2 separate regions of the Mus musculus genome follow, and region 2 is linked to region 1. The links are chromatin loops, found by intact Hi-C in ENCODE. Cell type or tissue: heart. All regions are shown on one strand.

Region 1 (2,500 bases):
ACTGCTCCCTGCGGGCCAGCACTTCATTGTTGAAGGTCGCACAGGGGTAGCTTCCGCCATGGTACAGGTCTCCGTCCAGCCACAGCCCAAACTGGCCACTGAAGAGAGAGGGAACGAGCTCTGGAGACAGCTCTGTAGGTACAATGTCTGTTACTCGGGCACGAGGACCTGCCCCCAGCACCAACATAAAAAGCCAGATAACATAAAAACCCTAGCACAGGGAGGGCAGCACACGGGGCCTAGGCCGCTTCAATGATATGGTGGAGATGGACTGTGGAGGACATCTAGTGTCAGCCTCAGTTCTCCATATGCGTGTGCATGCACGCACACACGGGGAATCTCGGCACGGTTGTGCCATGTGCTAGGCCTCTGTGACTGGCTGCCATCACCACACGACCACTGTCCCTCCATCATGGCTGTTCTCATCCCTTCCAGCTCATCAGGATTTGGGGCCTCCTCATGTGCTCTCTAGCGTACAGGGCATTTTTTTAAACAAGCCATTGGTTTTAATAACTTACACAGTGGTCCAGCTATCACCTCAACCCTGTTTTAGAACATTCTCATCACATTTGAAAGAGAACCTGGGCTGGAAGCAGGAAGTGGATGGGTAATCAGCGATGGCCGATGTGCCCTGTGTCCTGCTGCCCCTCAGTGGAGCTGAGCTGATAGAGGAATGCTTTTATTTTTACCTTCAGGGTATAACTTAATGTGCTTCCACATAGGGCTCACCCCAGGGTGAGAACAACCTTTGTTTTTTCCTAACTCCCACGCCTGCCCCCAAACTCACAGACTGTGTTCTTAGCCAGATGCACATCTTCTATCAAGCCTTGTCCCATGGGACTCGGAACTCTGGGACTTCCCCATCTTGTGACTCCTCGTTCCCAGTCACGTCACACTAAGATGTCACTAAGCGTGTGATGGGGATGGGCTGGTTGAGTGTGGCCATCCAGGCATGAGACGTGGTGCTGATGCCAAAGGGCATTGCAGTCTGCCTGAGAGGAACACACCTTGCCCATTCTACCCTTGGGAAAGGGCCATGGGCCACCCCAGGATGTGGGGGACAGAGACACGCACCTTCCACTGCCCATCATCAGTGAGTCCAGGTCTCCTTTCACAAAAAAAGAGTTGTGCCCTGTCCACTTAAAGACCTGAGTGAAGAGGAAAAGGAAAAGCGGGGTCACCTCTGAGTGCTGTCGTTGCAGGCTGACTCCAAGCCACATGGTGGCAGTGTTGTGTAGGGACTGGAGGCTTCTGGACCCAATGAGTTCCAGGAAAGACTGGGCTGCCAGGCCTTAATATTTCCATTTCCTTGGTCTTCACCCCTTATGCCCTCTGCCACAGATCCCCTGCATCCTGGCAGTGCCAAATAAATGCTAACAATCAAACCTCCAAAGCTTCCTGCTTTCAAAGCTAGAAAGAGGGAGGCAGCTAGGCCTAGAGCTGGAATGGAACTGCCTTTAGACCACCCTATCTGACCTAAGACTCCCCGTGAACCCCTGTGAATTTCCGTCCCACTATCTAGGTCACAGCCTCCTCCTGATCTCATGCCATATACTTCCCACAACCCTCTCCATAGTGACCTGCGTGGCCCACCAACTTTAAATCACACTATATGTCTTCTACCTAAAGCCTTCTGGCACCCCTCCACTGTGAAGGAGACAGAATTCAGTCCTCCAGCCAGCGTGCACCTGCCCCCATCCTTGCTTTCCTCCGTGCCCTCTCCTCCCCTTAGGTACTGCACCTGAGCCACACTGGCCTTCCTTTTCACCAACACCTGAAGGTGCTCATGCCTTAGGGCCTCCCTACGTTCAGACCCGTCTGTCCACAGACCTCCCCAACCCAGGCTTTTCTCCCCAAGGGTCATTTCTTACCCTACAGCCTGAGTGCCATTGCAGAGAGCCCCTGATTGATTTCCCTAGGCATCTACTAGCTCTGAGACAGCTCCATTTGAGCAGTGCTCGCTCGCCTTGTCTGCCCCGCTACAATGTAGTTCTAGAACGCCCTGGGTGCCTTGCCACACTCATGAATTAAAAGGACGAAGACTAAAGAACCAAAATAGGCAATAAAGTTGCTTTTAAAGGGCCCCAAAGTCCAGTATGTTGCTTCCTGTAATTCGATGTCCCAATCACAAGGAACAACTCCTCTTCCCCAACCCCGGAAGAATAGAAAGGTAAAGGCCAGACTGTGAAGGGGTGCGAAGGGGTGCGATAAAGCTAAGGAGTCAGCACAAGAAGACGGGACTTCTGTATCAATTCTGCACTTCCTCTGCTGTCTTCAAGGACGTGTCCTTCTGATTGGAAAGAGCAAGATAAACATTGCTACGGAAGAAACTAAGACAAAGTTCCACGTGTTACTTGGAGTAGCAGTTACTTGTGCAATTACTGGGAACTCATAAAGAGCTCGGGCCAAGACACAGGCAAGAATCAAGTTTTTCAAAGTATGGGATGACCGTGACCCCCTGGAAGTAATGGATTTCATGTAATAATATTTTTTTTTAGCA
Region 2 (2,500 bases), 51 kb after region 1:
ATAGAGTGAGTTCCAGGATGGCCAGGGCTATACAGAGAAACCCTGTGTCATGAGAAATCAACCAACCAACCAAAAATGAAAAGCAACCACCACCAACAAAACAGAAACAAATCAACAACAACAACAACCCCCAGACTCAGTAAGGAACTCCCTGGATCCTTAGCAGTTAGCCTAGCATAATCCAGGCAAATGAACAACCATGACTCAGAAAAACAGGATGAAATGATGGAGGTGTTCTGAACACAGACCTAAGGTTGTCCTCTAGTCTCCACATACATGAAAACATATGCACACATGCACACATGGATTTGTGCATGACACATAAATGCTCACACACATGTACACACACATGTGCACCCATGCGGACACACTTACACACATGATAAAGCTGACCTGCTTTCCTGGGAAGCTACTTTAAATTTCAGTGGCTGAGACATAACCCAGGCCAGTTATTCCAGAATCTTTGACGTGGTACCTGGTCATTGGTATTTTCTTAAATCCCCCAGGAAATTCTTCTCTGCGTGCAGGTTGAAAACCACTACACCACTAGGGTCCATGCTGGCCCTAATCATAGATGCGTTTTCTCCTACCAAGCCTTTGGAACTCAGTCAAGAGCTAGGTCAAGAATTGGTCTCAGGAGCCGGGTGGTGGCGGCGCACGCCTTTCTTTAATCCCAGCACTCGGGAGGCAGAGGCAGGTGAATTTCTGAGTTCAAGGCCAGCCTGGTCTACAAAGTGAAAAAAAAAAAAAATTGGTCTCAGGTTGGCTTTGTATTTGCTATAGAATTCTGGTCAAGTTCCTTCCCTCCTCTGTTTGAGCAAAACAGGGCTCACAGAGATGGAGAGATGACTCAGCAATTAAGAGCCCTGGCTGCTCTTCCAGAGGATCCAAGTTCAATTCCCAGTACCACATGGCAGCTCAGAGCCAACTCTTAACTCCAGGTCCAGGAGATCTAGTGCCCTCTTCTGGCTTCCATAGGCACTGCACACACTGCACACTATGTGATATACAAAGATATATGTGGGCAAAACACCCATACACATAAAATACAAATAAATTTTAAGCAAAGTTTGTGTTATGTCAGTGGTTTGCCTACAAGGGTGGGGAGTGAGAGGTGAGGGTTGGTGGTGAGCATGTATTTAAAGTCAACTGGGAGCATTTTCAGAAATCCAAGTGGGCAGCTCAACTCAGAAAGTTGAGAGCAACCTGTGGTTTCCAACGCTGCCAGCGTGAATTATCCTCTCTCGGTAGGAAGCGTTCAGTGGAATCTTGTGTCGAAGTGAATGATTTTTTTTTTTAAACAAGTAACTGCAGCACTAATTATTGTGGCATTTCCTCAAATTCCCATCTGTGCGGCTTACGCTGTTTTGCACTCATGCCAGCAACAACTAAACCTTCTTGTTTAGCAAGAGCCTCACCAGTAGGATATACTGTGAGGTGGCTCAGGGTTTCGCTAGTCTGATCAGTGAGAGGCTCAGCCCAGTAGCATTGCTCTGGGTGTCTCCCTCCTGAGAAGGGCTGAGTGTCTTCTCAGGGTTAAGATCTGTTTGTTTTCCTCCCATAAACCATTTTGTTTGGTTTTGGTTTTTTCCTTCTCTGAACCTAGAGTCCCATGCACACTGGGCAAGCTCTAAAAGTGAACTGCGTCCCTTAGTCTTTCATTTGTCTTTTTATTATGAGACAAGGTCAAAATCTGTCAGGTGGGCCTTGGGTTACGATTCTCCTGCCTCACTGGGCCTGACTTCTATGCTCTTTCTTGTATTCCTAACCCGCTTTCCTATTGCAGATATTTCCCCCAGCTCATTGCCTATTTTTTAATGCACGCGCGCGTGTATGTGTGTGTGTGTGTCTGTGTCTGTCTGTCTCTGGGATGGGAACTGGGGCTTTGTGCTCTGCCCCTGAGCTGCACAGCATGGATTGCTGTCCTGTTTTGTGTTCCATGCAGTGTTTACCCGTGTAATCAATGCATTGATTCCCCTCCCTCCAACGCTTCTGGGTTTTTCAATCCTCGTTTGTTGCTAGTCTCTCTCAGTCATTTTCAGAAATGATCGAGTCTCCTGTGCTGTTTATAGTTTTCTACCCGTATTTTGTTTGTTAGTTAGTCTTCATCCTGTGTTCAGGGTCCTACGAAATGTCACTTCCCGTGAGGCGGAGACTTGCATGCAGTTTTAGAGACAAGCCCCTTTGGCTGTGAGGGAGTGAGTCACATCACATAGATGGCCTCAGCTGGAGCTAGTGGGGACCTGGGATAGTCTTTAGATGTGTATTCCACACAAGAAGAGCATATAAAGCGACCCCCTTGGCCAGCAAGCACCACTAAGAATGGTCCTCAGCCTGGAGGGCTTTCTGCCCACAGCATCCTTAGCATCTCATCTGTCTAGCTCACTGCTATGTGCTCTACCCTCTGAGATTTGCCCGGGAAACCTCTGATGAGCGGATGAAAGACAAGCGTCAGCCATGAAAACATACATACATGTGACATCTGGAGTGAGCAGGATGT

Evidence for each region. Hi-C counts contacts between places; a loop is a spot of excess contacts. Peaks named below come from ENCODE experiments on the same cell type or tissue, not always from the same donor. Only the 100,000 strongest peaks of a DNase experiment are listed, where the experiment ranks them.
Region 2: a loop joins it to region 1, with 2.4 times the contacts of the local background. A loop is called at or near these places in 21 of 42 quality-filtered maps.

The regions. Positions count from the first base shown.
Region 1 is chr2:157,093,944-157,096,443 of GRCm38, reverse strand. Tldc2 (TBC/LysM associated domain containing 2) reads right to left here. Exons shown (of 6, transcript NM_001177439.2): 5 at 1,075-1,148; 6 at 1-98. Among named protein-coding and RNA genes, the nearest start is that of Tldc2, 8.2 kb to the right of the region's middle. In heart, a CTCF peak has its summit at 1,209 (motif pointing right); a DNase peak (open chromatin) is centred at 1,213; H3K27ac peaks cover 1,157 bases.
Region 2 is chr2:157,042,610-157,045,109 of GRCm38, reverse strand. The region is part of intron 3 of Soga1 (suppressor of glucose, autophagy associated 1); the gene reads left to right. Among named protein-coding and RNA genes, the nearest start is that of Soga1, 35 kb to the left of the region's middle. In heart, a CTCF peak has its summit at 977 (motif pointing left); no DNase peak of the experiment used is centred here.